Regions from separate parts of the Homo sapiens genome. Here region 2 is linked to region 1. Evidence: chromatin contacts called from ENCODE Hi-C or POLR2A ChIA-PET data. All regions are on one chromosome and are shown on one strand. The core of a region is the stretch at or near the end of the contact, and the rest is flanking DNA. Distances in the headings are between cores, read along the strand shown.

Evidence for each region. Hi-C counts contacts between places; a loop is a spot of excess contacts on that map. ChIA-PET counts read pairs that join two places held with the same protein, here RNA polymerase II (POLR2A). Pooled maps may share reads with other maps.
Region 2: a loop to region 1 is called in a pooled map, with 2.1 times the contacts of the local background. The contact joins the enhancer-like site here to the promoter of SF3B2 in region 1. A Hi-C loop is called at or near these places in 1 of 37 single-sample maps with no recorded cell type and 3 of 50 pooled maps. POLR2A ChIA-PET finds 5 or more read pairs at or near these places in 2 of 52 experiments (HepG2 and PC-9).

What each region holds. Positions count from the first base shown.
Region 1 is chr11:66,049,373-66,056,777 of GRCh38, reverse strand. It overlaps SF3B2 (splicing factor 3b subunit 2), which reads right to left and starts at 4,414. Exons shown (of 22, transcript NM_006842.3): 1 at 4,261-4,414; 2 at 4,059-4,105; 3 at 3,674-3,751; 4 at 1,463-1,702; 5 at 1,193-1,243. The coding sequence starts at 4,393. SNORD13F (small nucleolar RNA, C/D box 13F) reads right to left here and starts at 3,634; the gene lies at 3,550-3,634. RefSeq lists enhancers at 4,207-4,376, 4,997-5,046, 4,865-5,416 and a silencer at 4,587-4,796.
Region 2 is chr11:65,938,544-65,945,948 of GRCh38, reverse strand. It overlaps LOC105369350 (a long non-coding RNA gene), which reads left to right and starts at 425. Exons shown (of 3, transcript XR_950212.3): 1 at 425-512. It overlaps TSGA10IP (testis specific 10 interacting protein), which reads right to left and starts at 469. Exons shown (of 8, transcript NM_152762.3): 1 at 127-469. The coding sequence starts at 273. RefSeq lists a silencer at 4,238-4,461 and an enhancer at 4,432-4,931. Within about 2 kb of position 4,753, at least 4 of the 41 ENCODE cell types and tissues checked have a DNase peak (open chromatin) inside an H3K27ac peak, as active enhancers do.

The DNA.
Region 1 (7,405 bases), core at 3,165-5,664:
CAAATGCATTCTTTCAGCCGGGTAATGGGCCCAAGGAGAACAATCACGAACCACTTGGGTGCTGACATCCCCTCCACCCCCACACTTCCAGGCTACTAATCCAAACGGAGGAGCCCTCTCATCACAACGGAAAATCCCTAGAAATAACACCAAGGAAAACCCCAGGAAACTTCTGGTTCCTAGCAGAGAATTTCATATTGAGCCAAACAGTGCCTTCTACTTTTCAGAGAGTTTTCTTCCCCAAAAGATTAAATTATACAGAAGAAACTTTTGAGCTCTTTTCTTATATCCACCCCTCAAGATCCAGCACAATCTGGGCAAAGACAGTACTTTACCCACAGGTCCAGACTTGTGGCTTTTTTTTTTTTTTTTTTTTTTGAGACAGAGTCTGGCTCTGTTGCCTAGGCTGGAGTACAGTGGCATGATCTCAGCTCACTGCAACCTCGGCCTCCCCAGCTCAAGCCATCCTCCCACCTCAGCCTCCCAAGTAGCTGGGACTACAGGCATGCGCCGCCACACCTGGCTAATTTTTGTATTTCTGAGAGACAGGGTTTCATTATGTTGGCCAGGCTGGTCTCGAACTCCTGAGCTCAAGCGATCCACCCACCTCAGCCTCCCAAAGTGCTAGGATTACAGGTGTGAGCCACGGCACCCAGCTCATACTTGTTGCTTTTTAACACTTACTTTTTAATACTCCTGAGTAACCCACTGGGTAATGACTGATGCAATGCACCTCTGGGGCCAAACATCTTATATAACATTCCCAGACTTACAGTCCTATTCTGTCTAAATCCAATACAAATAACTCAATTACCCAGAGTCCTATCTAGAATGATGTCATGTAAGGCGAGCAGAGGTCAGCAGGCTCTTTTTATAATAGGTCAGAAGGTAAATATTTTAGGCTTTATGGGTTGCTGTACAGACTCTGGTACATATTTTTGGTTTGGGTTTTCTTATAACCCTTAAAAAATTTTAAAGTTATTTTTAGCTCATAGGCCATACACATGCAGGCCACAGGTCATAGTTTGTCAATTCCTGAACTTCAAGAAAAATTGAAAGCTTTGGAAGATACTAGAACTTAGTTGAGAACAAAGTAGCCTCCAGGGAAAACTTGAATGGTGCACTCTAAGCACTATAAATGACAGCCAACTGACTGGACCACGAGGTCAAAGGTTAGGGGGAGGGGTATTACCCGCTTCTGCTGCTCCAAGAGCTCATGTTCCTTCAGCGAATGATCTCCCTGCTTAAAAAAGAAAACAAGTTCATACCAGCACCAATACCCAACACGCCAATCTGCCACAACTCTTGCTTCTTGAGATCCTCTTCCAGTCAAGGGCCCATGTTCCAATCTTTAGTCCCGACCTTCCCAGAAGCCTTAGTTCTAGGACCCAGCTTTCTCTAAGGCTCCACTGCCCCTTCAGGGACCTAATGAGTCCAAGGCCAGGGCTGCCACCTGCCCTACCTGCTTGGCACGCTCCTCCTGCTGCATCAGCAATGCCGCCTGCTGCTGAGCCAACTTCAGCCGCTCCTCCTCTGACAGTGCCACTGGCTCACCCACACGGAGAGGAGGCGGGGGCCCCAAATTTGGTGGGTGGGCCATAGGAAAGCCAAGGCCAAGGCCTGGTGGAGGTGGTGGGGGTGGCGGAGGAGGCTGCAGAGGGGGGAGTCCCAAAGGTGGTGGTGGCATGGGAATTCCAGGGAGCTGTGGAGAAAATATGATCATAAAACTAGGAAGCATTTATCTACTCATTCTGCAAATATCTGGGGGATCTACTTTGAGTCAGGAGCTGGAATTCTAAGTCAAATGATACATAGTTACCACTCCATAAGAGAGAATGCTCCACAGCTCTATAAAGATATGAGAATGTTAACTTCTGGCACCAACCAAAGGAAGCTATCCACTCTCTCCAAAAAGATATCCTGAATATAGATTCTGCATACAATTCTAGGAGACTCAAAGACGCCTCTGAGGCCATCTAGGGACTCCTCATCCTACACACAGAGATCAGTAGATGCCAGGTCAGAGCCACTGCTTTAGAGAAAATGAGGCAAATCCTGGATCAGAAGGAACATGGAAATTGAGAGGACTTACATAAACAGGAACCACTGTATCTGGGCAATGCAAACCCCAATGACTACTAAACGCAAGGGGTGTGAAATCAAATCAGGGAGCCCTCGATGTCACACAAAAGAACATGGGAACTGTGCCTGGGGCAGGCAAAGAAAAGGGTGATTGCTTCCAGCTGGGTAAGGACAAGTCAGTCTTCCTTGTATTCAAGCTGTATTTTTTTTTTTTTTTTGAGACAAGAGTCTCGCTCTGTCACCCAGGCTGGAGTGCAATGGCGCAATCTCAGCTCACTGCAACCTCCGCTTTCCAGGTTCAAGCAATTCTCGTGCCTCAGCCTCCCAAGTAGCTGGGATTACAGGCACCTGCCACCATGCCCGGCTAATTTTTATATTTTTAGTAGAGACAAGGTTTCACCATGTTGGCCAGGTTGGTCTTGAACTCGTGACCTCAAGTGATCGCCCACCTCAGCCTCCCAAAGTGCTGGGATTACAGGCATGAGCCACCATGCCCTGCCTCTTTTTTTTTTTTTTGAGACAGTCTCGCTCTATTGCCCAGGCTGGAGTGCAGGGGCTTGATCTTGGCTCACTGCACCGTCCACCTCCAGGGTTCAAGTGATTCTCCTGCCTCAGCCTCCCAAGTAGCTGGGATTACAGACATGTGCTACCACGCCCAGCTAATTTTTGTATTTTTAGTAGAGAGAGTTTCGCCATGTTGGCCAGGCTAGTTTCAAACTCCTGACCGCAGGCGATCCACCTGCCTTGGCCTCTCAAAGTGCTGGGATTACAGACATGAGCCACCACGCCCTGCCTCTTTTTTTTTTTTCCTATTTTTTGGTTTAATTTTATTTTATTGTAAGTTTTCGGGTACATGTGCAGTATGCGCAGGTTTGTTACATAGGTAAATGTGTGCTATGGTGGTTTGCTGCACCTATCAACCCACTGCCTAAGTATTAAGCCTGGCATGCATTAGCTATTTTTTCTGACACTCTCCCAGCCCCTCCCCCATCACCTCCCCCCTTTTTTTTTTAAAGAAGCAAAGTCTCATTCTGTCACCCAGGATGGAGTACATGGAGTACAGTGGCGCAACCAGAGCTCACTGCAGCCTCCAACCCCAGGGCTCCAGCAATCCTTGAGCCTCTTTATAGGGACTTTATAGGCGCGTGCCACCGTGCCCAGCTAATTTTTAAAATTTTTTGTAGTAACAGAGTCTCACTATGTTGCCCAGGCTGGTCTCGAACTCCTGGCTTCAAGCGATCGTCCCATCTAAGCATCCCGAAGTGGTGGGATTACAGGCATGCGCCACTGCACCCGGCCACAAGCTGCTTTTGGAGAAGCAGACAGTGGAAAAGGAGGCAAGTGTCAGCATCAAAGAGAGAACTGAAGAGCTCACAATTCTGTCATGGCAGTACCTCCCTGCCCAACAACTGCAAGTGAGAGGAAGGGCTACCCTGAACATATGGAATCTTTTTTTTTCCCCACTCAGGTCAGGCGAGTAATGTGCAAGGGTGTCACATCTCACACATGCACGTGAACACCCAATCATCATGCTCATGAACTACAAAAGGATCAGCAGATGGAATCTTAAAAAACAGAAGAATCTCCCTACCTGTGCCGACATGGGAGGTGGAGCGGCTTTGTCCCCATCTTCCCCTCTCAAAACCGGCCGATTCAGCACGATGCCAGTCTGCAAAAGAGAAAGGACTCTAGGTCAGTCCAAAACTAGCTGTTTCACTAAACGACGTTCGCTCCCAATTCATTCAACAAAACGTACCCAGTGCCTGTCTGCCAGCGCTCTGGCTGGGCACTGAAGAGGACCAAGATGGATACAAGAAATTACAACTAAGCTGGCAAAGGCAAGAACAAGCTAAAAAGGGCAAGCCTCCGCCTTGCTGTGCCGAGATAAAGAAAGAATGAAGACCGAGCCGTGATGGGGTATATAAGGTCTCCTGGAGAAGCTCGGCCTATCCTGACGTCCCGCCGCCAACACCTACCTGGCGGGTGTAGCTCTGCAGCCGCTCCACCAGCTCCTCGCGATTACCTGCAGGGCAAAGTACACGATCAATGGGGCAGGCCAGCCCGGCCAGGTCAGGCCCCAGCGGCCTGCCTCCGCCCCTCGCACCCGAGTCTCCCGGGTAACCAGGCTCCGCTTCTCCGCAGGCCCGTAAAGGCCCCTCGACTTCCTGTGTTCCTCACCCTGGATCGGAGCTCCGATCTCTGCCAACTTGGCCTGAAGCTCCTGGGCAGCCCAGGCGCCATAGTGGCCTGGAGGTGGCGGCGGCGGCAGCTGCAATTCTGCTTTGGGAGGCTCGGGATGCTCCGTCGCCATCTTAGCCGCAGGAAGGCGCGCGACCAACCCGGAAGCTGGGGCCAGCCTCAGGGCCCACTTGCCGGAACTTCCGGTGGCGCCGTATGCCACGTCCTCTCTGGTTGGGAGGCGACGCGCACTCAGGCACACCCGCTGCCGTGCGCTGGGCGACGGGATTCGCCGCAGACGCACCTTTCTCTAGTGGCCCCTCGGCGGTCTGGTCGCGAGGCCTCCTGGGAGTTGTAGTGCGCAGGTCTCGGTCTCTGCGGGCCCTGCGCGCCGCTACGGCCCCGAAGGCCGGCGGCGGGCCGGAGGGCGGGGCTGCGAGGAGGGCTGGCACTTCCCCGAGGGAGTGTTTTCTGCGCCTCACCTGCGGGAGCGAAGGCTCTCAAGCTTTCCGGCCCGGCCCTCCGGTCAGATCCTCGAACGCTTACGCTCCCAGGGAGTCCCGAGAGACTCATTTCCCCGGCGGCCCCGCGTTGCGGGCGCCAAGCGGGAGGCTGGAGCCGATGCCTGGGATAAAACAGTGTCTGATTGTCTGCCCGCCCACCCCCGGCCCAGGCCCGGATGAATGGGCTGAAAGGGGATCCAAGCCGGGAGAGCAGCAGGCCTGCCCGGGCTGAGCTCCAGCTGCCGACCTGGGGGAAGGGCGACTCTAAAGCCCCCTTTTCCACCTTCCAGGCCGGCTCAAATGTCGTCTTCTCCACTAAGCCTCCTCCCGCTTTCCTTTCCTTTCTTAGAGCTCCCATAATACGTTCGAATCTCCACCGTTTGTTAAGTCTTTCTTGCCCTTTCTTCCTACCTCTATCCCAAAAATGTGAGCAGGGACTTGATCATTTTCAGTCTCGCATCGCCTGGCGTTCAAGAGGCGCCCAATAAATGATTACTGGAAAAAAAGGAACAATGTTTCTGGTGAAAGCATTTGTGTCTTTTTTAGTCTCAAAAATAAACTCAGGCCCTTTTCCCTCAGCCGCACCTGCACTGGGGGCCCCACCTTGCCTCCCACTCCCCACCCCAACTCCCCTTGGCCTTTGGAGACAGAGGCAGAGACTGGCAGGGATTCTTGCCTGCCTAGCATCCACCTCTCCCTGTCCCACACCATCAATTCAGTTTCTCTCCCCACCTCTGCCACTAGCTCTGCCCTCTCACCAACAGCTAGCCTGTGTGTGTTTTTTATGTGTGTTGAGAAAGGGAGTGGGGAGACTCAAGTGAAATGGTCTCATTTTCCCCCTACACATCCCCTTCAGATCTTTTCTCCAGCTCCATTTTGCCAACTGCCCCCAGTGGAGAAGAAGCTGGGAACAGGGAAAAAAAAAGAATGGGGCACCAGGTCGGGGGAAGGTGAGGTTTGGGAGAGACAGGGAAAAGGACTGGGTTGAGAAAGGTTGGCTCACATCCTAGCACTGGGTGGGAAGTCCTCTTCCTCCTACCCAAACCTTGACCTTTCCCCTTTCCATCAATATCACTATGGGAGGCTCCTGCAGCCACACTCCCAGAGGAGAAGCCAAACCCGGAAAGGACAGTAACGAAGACAGAAAAACAGCGCCCTTCCCTCCAGCTTGTCAGCCCACTCAGGCAGAACCTTTCTAGCCCAAAGGAAGGCTCTTCTGCTCCCTGTAACTGGAGAGCCCAGGGCAGGTCATCTGAGGCTGAGGGCCCCAAGGCATGTGTAGGTGCTAGGGAAGGGGGCGGGGTCTCTGAGGCAGGATAAACTAAAGGCTGATGGAGTCTCATTTTATTTATTTATTTTTTATTTATTTATTTATTTTTTTTTTTTTTTGAGACAGAGTCTCAGTTGCCCAGGCTGGAGTGCAGTGGCTCTATCTGCGCTCACTGCAAGCTCCGCCTCCTGGGTTCACGCCATTCTCCTGCCTCAGCCTCCCGAGTAGCTGCGACTACAGGCGCCCGCCACCACGCCCAGCTAATTTATTTGTATTTTTTTTAGTAGAGACGGGGTTTCACCGCGTTAGCCAGGATGGTCTCGATCTCCTGACCTCGTGATCCGCCCGCCTCAGCCTCCCAAAGTGCTGGGATTACAGGCGTGAGCCACTGCACCCGGCCTGGAGTCTCATTTTATAACAGCCCTGGGAAGGAGGCAAGGTCTCAAGATCCTCCTCCCCCACGATATTGTACACAGCGGAAGATTGATGGGCAGAGAAGGTGACATGCCCAAGAGGCCAAACTGGGGCCACCAGCAGTCCTTCTGACTCTGAGAGTCCCTATTTCCTCCTCCTCAACCATAACAAGGACCCTCACACTATTTCCTATGTGGGCCTAGAAGGGCGTATCCAGCCCCTTCCAGTCCCACCTTTGGGTGGCTACCCAGCTCCAGGATCCTTGCTTTACCAGGCCCAGAGCAAAATAGAAAGCAGGTGTGCAGGCCAGCCACAGAACTCAGTGTAGGGCTCTTGATGTCTGGCATGGCTTTGGGAGGTGCTGCTGCCCAGCTCCCAGGTGATGGGAGCTGAGGACTAAGAAGTTCACATGGAGCCTTCGTGTGTATTATCTCTGCTACCTCAGAACAGCTTCCCATTTTACAGCTGGAAGCAATAGGGCTTAGGGAGTTGCCTCTTGACTCTGGGATTTAAGAGCAAACCAGGATTGAACTTGGGTTCTTTGATGCCTGGTGGCAGGTGCCTAGGCAGGGGTCCCAGCCTCACTATAGCTCTGGTCAGGAGTGAGTGGGTCTGGAGTCCTAGTGAGGAAAAATGGGTGAGCAGCCAGAAGCTACATCAGAGGGTATGGGGGACACGCTGGAAGGGAAGGGGGCATGTGGGCAGAGATGGGACCAGACAAGGCTGGAGCACTGCTTCTCTACTGGAGGAGGACAGAGGATGTGAGTACCTGCACGTGTACCAGCATCTGGCTCACCCAGAAGCCCACGTATGACCGGCGGTGCCCCAGAATACCCAGCAATGCAGGAGTATCCAGACACCTTCCCGGCCTCAGTTTCCCTGCCTGAGTGAGAGAAGGGAGCTGGCCACATTAGTGTCCAACTCTGCAAGGTTGCCAGAGTAAGACAACTGCATCTGA
Region 2 (7,405 bases), core at 3,504-6,003, 110 kb after region 1:
GCCTCCCTGAGTTTCATCTGGACCTCAGCTCAGGTCTTGTGGCTTCTCAAGGGCCTCCCCAGCCCAGGCCTCCCTGACCCACCTGGCTCTAGGCAGCTGGAAGTGTCCTCACTGGGCCTCCCTCACCTGCTTGTCCTGAGAGACGGTCGACAGCAGCTTGAGCAGCCCCGTTCTGGTTCCTGGAGCCTGGAGCCGCACGTCCTGCCCTGGTCGCACCGACGGGGTCCTAACCAACTGTTGGTAGGTATTTAGCATATCGGTGTCCTGCCCCATCCTGCCCCATCCCCCATCCGCACCGTAGAACTGCCTAACAGGCCATCTCTATGGCAACCAGTCCTCAGCCAGTCTCAATGGGTCTGGCAAAAAGCATGCTAGGAAGGGGTCAGTGGGGTATGTGAGGCCAATCTCCTTCTGGGAGAGAGTTCAGCAGGATGCCCAGGAGTCATTTAGCGCAGAGACCCAGGCCCAAGTCCTGCCTCTGCCTCATCCACAGGCTCCCCGTGTGACCTGGTGTAAGTCCCCTGTCCCTACTCTGCCTGTGTTTCCCCATCCATCTGTACAGGGGAGTCAGCCTGTCTCCTGTGCTGCCCCCCGGCCTGGCCGAGTCCCTGAAGGAGCCAAACTGAACTTTCACAAGATTTTATTTAAATCCTTGCACTCCCAGGCTGGGAGTGGTGGCTCACACCTGTAATCCCAGCACTTTGGGGGGCTGAGGCAGGTGGATCACTGGAGGTCAAGAGTTCAAGACCAGCCTGGCCAAAATGGCAAAACCCCATCTCTACCAAAAATGCAAAAAAGATTAGCCAGGCCTGGTGGCGCATGCCTGTAATCCCAGCTACTCAGGCTGAGGCACGAGAATCACTTGAACCCGGGAGGCAGAGGCTGCATCGACCCCAGATTGCACCACTGCACTCCAGCCAGGGCGACAGAGTGAGACTCTGTCTCAATAAAAAAGAAACAAATAAACAAATCTTTGCACTCCCAGCCCCAGCCAGGAAGTTGAATGCTGTGTCCAGGAGAGAGGCAGCAGGCCATTCAGAGCCTGGGCCCAGGCCCACCTGGCCATCTTCATAGGCCATGAGGTTCTGGAGGGAGTTACAACATTGAAAGCTTACCCCAGGCCGGGCAGTGGCTGTAATTCCAGCACTTTGGGAGGCCGAGGTGGGCGGATTGCCTGAGGTCAGGAGTTGGAGACCAGCCTGGCCAACATGGTGAAACCCCATCTCCCACCTGGATTGAAACTCTATCTCTACTAAAAATACAAAAATTAGCCGGGCATGGTGGTGGGCACCTGTAATCCCAGCTACTCGGGAGGCTGAGGCTCTCCCTCTCCGGGTTCTCTTGAACCCGGGAGGTGGAGGTTGCAGTGAGCCGAGGCCACACCAGTGTACTCCAGCCTGGGCGAAAGAGTGAGACTCCATCTCAAAAAAATATATTTTTTTAATATAAAAAAAGTAAAAGATCTTACCCCAAACTTCTAGCAGTGCTCAAAAGCCTTGGAATCTTAAGTCCCCATGGGACGCCTGGTGCTGACCACTGAGGCTTGCAGTACAGGGATGTGGTGCTGAGCTGAGGCCCTGGAGACGGACCAACTGGGCTGGAGGCCTGGTCTCACTAGCTCTGTGACCAACTCCCCACTCTGCAAAACTGGAATCACGGGCCCAGCTCATAGGTTTGTTGCAAGGACTACATGAAACCCCAAACGATGACATCGGTAAATGTTATTATTACTAACACTAGCTGGCCGTTCTTTTGAGGCAGCAGAGCATCATGGCTAAGAGCATAGAGGAAGCGCTTGGGTGCAAATCCCAGCTCCTCCACTTGTCCCGTACCCTCTCGGTGCCTGTTTTCTCATAGGCAATGGGGAGGGGATGGTTATAATCGGATCTACTCCCAGGGTAGTGGTAAGGATTAAATCACTATGCAGATACAAACAGAACATCCTCATGGCTCATGGGAACTGCTATGTTAGCATTGCTGTTATTCTTATTATCTTTTTTTTTTCTTTTTGTGATGGAGTCTTGCTCTGTTGCCCAGGCTGGAGTGCAGTGATGTGATCTCGGCTCACTGCAACCTCTGCCTCCTGGGTTCAAGCGATTCTCCCACCTCAGCCTCCCGGGTAACTAGGATTACAGGCATGTGCCACCATGCCCGGCTAATTTTTTGTATTTTTAGTAGAGAGAGGGTTTCACCATGTTGGCCAGGCTGGTCTTGAACTCCTGACCTCAAGTGATCCACCCACCTTGGCCTCCCAAAGTGCTGGGATTACAGGTGTGAGCCACTGCACCGGGCCGTGTTGCTGTTATTAATTAATCAATGATGTGGCCCCAGGGAAGCAGACTATCCTGGAAGATGCCATAGAGGCAGGATTTTTCTCAGACTGTGGCCCTGTGGCTCCTCTTCTGCTCTCAGACTCCATCCCAGTGGCACCTCACAATGAGCACATCCAATGTAAATATCCTAAATAGTGCTGCTCCGGGTGAAGCTCTTTTGCCACCCAAAATATGCAAACTCTTTTCTTTCTAGGGGGCTGCCATCCTTCTCCCACACCTGGGGCCCAGTGGAAGGCACATGTAGGCAGCTTCACTTTCAGAAACGGAGCCCCTTCCAGACCTCAACCCCAGGTGATTTCCTGGACAGTCCAGAACTCTGGGCCACTTTCTTCCTTGGCAGAGGGCAGGTCTGGGTTTCTCAGGTTGATATTCTCATGAGGTGCATACAGACCTCTTTCCTTTACCACACTCCCTCCCTAAGTGAGCTCATCCAGTCTGATGGCCTTAAAAGCCACCTGCTGCTTGCTTTCTGAGACAGAGTCTCACTCTGTCACCCCGGCTGGAGTGCAGTAGTGCCATTACAGCTCACTGCAGCCTCAACCTCCCAGGCTCAAGTGATCCTCCCACCTCAGCCACCCGAGTAGCTGGGACTACAGGTACGCGCCACTATGCCCGGCTAATTTTTATATTTTTTGGTAGAGATGGGGTTTTGCCATGTTGTCCAGGCTGGTCTTGAACTCCTGGCCTGCCTCGGCCTCCCAAAGCATTGGGATTACAGGCATGAGCCACTGCGCCAGGCCAGCACCTGCTGTTTTCCACCCGTCCCCAGGTTTACGTATCTCAGCCTGACCTCTCCCATACTTAAATATCCAGTGGCCCATCTGACATCCCCACTTGGATAAATAAGCATTTCAACTTGACATGCTGAAGGTCAGACTACTGGCCTGCCTCATCCCAGTCAGGGGCATGTCTGAGATTCCTGTTGCTCAGGTCAACGCCCTGGCATGATCCTTGACTCTTTCGTTTGACTCACATTCTGCCCCTAATGCCTTAGCAAACCCTACCAGCTCCACCTTTGAAATACATGCAGAATCCAGCACTTCTCCAAACCAACACCCTCTCTCTTCTGGATCATTTCAGTAACGCTTAATCTCCGGCTTTTGCTTATTTATTTATTTTTTATTGACATGGGAGCTCACTATATTTCCCAGGCTGGCCTCGAACTCCTGGCCTCAAGCCATCCACCTGCCTCAGCCTCCCAAAGTGCTGGGATTATGGGCGTGAGCCACCACACCCAACCTCCCGGTTTTTGCTTTTGTCCTGATACCATTCTCTACTCAGCAACCAGTGTGATTCTGTGAAGAATAGAGCCCAGCTGGACGCAGTGGCTCACACCTGTAATCCCAGCACTTTAGGAGGCTGAGGCAGGCGGATGGCTTGAGGCCAGGAGTTCGAGGCCAGCCTGAGCAACATGGCAAACCCCTTCTCTACAAAAAATAATACTAAAATTAGCCAGGTGTGGTGGAGTATGCCTGTGATCTCAGCTACTAGAGAAGTTAAGGTAGGAGGACCACTTGAGCCCAGGAGGCAGAATGAGCCCTGATTGCACCACTGCACTCCAGCCTGGGTAACAGAGCAAGACCTTAACTAAAAAAAAAAAACAAAAAAAAAAAAACAGAGTCCATCACGCCTGTGATGGGTCCTGGGTCTCGCTGAGTAAAAGGCAAAGTCCTTACTGGCCCACTAGGTCCTGCATGTTTCACAGGTGTTTGCTCACAAGTGCCACCATGATCCCTTCTCACTCCGATCCAACCACACTCTCCCTTCGGTACGCCAGCCAGTCTGCCCTAAGGCCCTTTGCACCGACTGTTTCTTCTTCCTGAAATGCTCTCTCCCCAGAATCCACATGGCTTACTCCTTCAGGACCTCTAGGTTTCTGCTAAAATGACACCTGCCAAAGAAGCCCTCCCTGCCCAGATCCCCTAAGTCCCTAATAGGCACCACCATTTGCTCTGCTTCTCTTATCACCGCTTCACACACATTCATTCATTTGCTGATTGCCTGCTCAGCGATGTGGCTCCGGCCGTCCTCCCACTCTCTCCTGCATCAGCAATGTCTCATCTCTCTGGCATCATTTCCATCAGCACTACTGTTCCTTCTTTCTTGACTCACTTCCCCTTCTTCAACACTGCCCCATTTCTGTGTTCCCTTTGCAGCAAAGCCTTCTGAAAGAGTTTTCACTGGGCAAGGTCAATTTCCCCCTTGCCTTTCTTTCTTGAACCCACTCCAGGCAGGCTGTCACCCCCACCACCCTGTGAGCCTGCACCTGCCAAAATCACCGATGCCTTCCCTCCCACTAACATGAGGTCAGTGGCCAGCTCTTCCCCAGCTCCTCTGCCAGTTCCTCCTCCTCTTGCAGGAGAGGGACAGCTGCCCCGTCTGTCTTCTTTGTCCACAGCTACTCTGTTGCCCAGGCTGGAGTGCAGTGGTGAGATCTTGACTCACCACAACTTCCGCCTCCCAGGTTCAAGTGATTCTCCTGCCTCAACCTCCGAAGTAGCTGGGACTACAGGCGCAAACCACCATGCCTGGCTAATTTTTGTATTTTTAGTAGAGACGGGGTTTCGCTATGTTGGCCAGGCTGGTCTCGAACTCCTAACCTCGTGATCCGCCCGCCTCGGCCTCCAAAGTGCTGAGATTACAGGCATGAGCCACCACGCCCGGCCACAGCTCCTCTTTTACTGGACTCACCAGGACCATGGTTTTGTGTTTTTGGGTTTTTGGTTGTTTTTTTTTTTTTTTGAGACAAGGTCTCACTCTGTCACCTAGACTGACTGGAGTGCAGTTGCGTGATCATGGCTCACTGCAGCCTCGACCTCCTGGGCTCAAGTGACACTCCCGCCTCAGCCTCCTGAGCAGCTGGAACTAAAGGTGTGCACCACCATGCCCAGCTGATTTTTTGTATTTTTTGTAGAGACAACGTCTAGCCATGTTGCACAGGCTGGTCTTGAACCCCTGGGCTCAAGAGATCTTCCTGCTTCAGACTCCCAAAGTGCTGGGATTACAGGCATGACAGGCTCATTTTAAATAAAATCTATCAGACAATGAACCCCACTTTTATCTGTAGTCCAGACATCTCCCTCAAGCTCAGAAGGTGAGTCCTGCCTCCCAAACTCGAATGACCCAGTCCACTGCTCCATCTAGGTGTCTAACAGGCATCTCACATTCAACAACTCTGAAACTGACTCCCTGACCCTCCCCACAGCCCTCTCCATCTTGGCCTAGTGACTATGCTATCCTTCTAGTTTCTCGAACCAAAAGCCTAGGCTTTTCTCTCTCTGAAATGCTATGTCCTATCCAACAGTTGTTCCTGATTTCAAAGTGCATTCAGAATCTGAACGCTTACCACCAGCTATTTGGAGCATTCTCAACATCCGTTGTCTTCTACATAGACTTTCTGCTTCTTCATGGTCAATTCCCAACCCAGCAGCCTGGGCCATTTTTTTTTTTTTTGAGATGGAGTCTCTTGTTCTGTCGTCCAGGCTGGAGTGCAGTGGCGCAATCTCGGCTCACTGCAAGCTCCGCCTCCTGGGTTGACGCCATTCTCCTGCCTCAGCCTCCCGAGTAGCTGGGACTACAGGCGCCCGCCACCATGCCCGGCTAATTTTTTGTATTTTTAGTAGAGGCGGGGTTTCACTGTGTTAGCCAGGATGGTCTCGATCTCCTGACCTCATGATCCACCCGCCTCTGCCTCCCAAAGTGCTGGGATTACAGGCGTAAGCCACCGAGCCCGGCCAGCTTGGGCCATTTTTTAAAGACTTCTGCTTAAAACCTGCAATGGGAGCCTGGAGTAGTGGCTCACGCCTGTAATCCCAGCACTTTGAGAGTCTGAGGCAGGAGGATGGCTTGAGCACCGGAGTTTGAGACCAGCCCAAGCAACATGGATAAACCCTGTCTCTACTTAAAATACAAAAAAATTAGCCGGGCATGGAGGTGCATGCCTGTAGTCCCAGCTACTCGGGAGGCTGAGATGGGAGAATTGCTTGAACCCAGGGGGTGGAGGCTGCAGTGAGCCAAGATCACACCACTGCACTCCAGCCTGGGCAACAGAATGAGACTGTCTCAAAAAATAAAATAAAATAAAATAAAATAAAATGAAATACAATACAATAAAATAATAAATACATGTACAGATAGAAAACATCTTTATTGGTTCTTCAGATAATAGAAGTAATATATGCACACTGTCAAAAATTTAAATATGACCAGGTGCAGTGGCTCACAGCTGTAATCCCAGCACTTTGGGAGGCTGAGGCAGGTGGATCACCTGAGGTCAGGAGTTCGAGACCAGCCTGGTCAACATGATGAAACCCCGTCTCAGCTAAAAATACAAAAAAATTACCAGGGTGTGGTGGCAGGCGCCTGTAATCCCAGCTACTTTGGGAGGCTCAGGCAGGAGAATCGCTTGAATCAGGGAGGCAGAGGTTGCAGTGAGCCGAGATCGTACCACTGCACTCCAGCCTGGGCAACAAGAGTAAAACTCTGTCTAAAAAAAAATTAAATCTGTGCAGTAGAACTGCTGTTAACTTTTGGGTGTGTATTTGGCCCGTGTTTTTCCCCTGTGAGCACAAACAAATGTGGAACTGACACCCTGAGCAAGGCGGGGTGCAGCATTCGGACAGAGACAGCTGCATCCTTTTCCACCCACCCACTCCCCCTTGGGCCAAGCCGTTCCCAGGCCTGGATAAGACGTGAGCAGGCACTATGACTTCTCAAGTCACCTCAGGTAGTGAAAAGTCCTCTGATCACTAAGAACAGCCTCAGAAATTGAAATTGAAATGTCTAGTCTGGGCCGGGCGCGGTGGCTCACGCCTGTAATCCCAGCACTTTGGGAGGCTGAGGTGGGTGGATCACTTGAGGTCAGGAGTGTCCTGTCCTCACTGCAAGGGGGCCTGGCACCTGATTAGCAATGCAGGGCCCTGGGGCTATTGCTTTGTCCTTGGCCTCCGATGCAAAACCAAGACCTGAGCCAGTGTACCATTTGAATATCTTGTGATTTTAGAGATAGACGTGTGTGTGTGTGTGTGTGTGTGTGTGTGTGTGTGTGTGTATACAAACCTACATATACATAT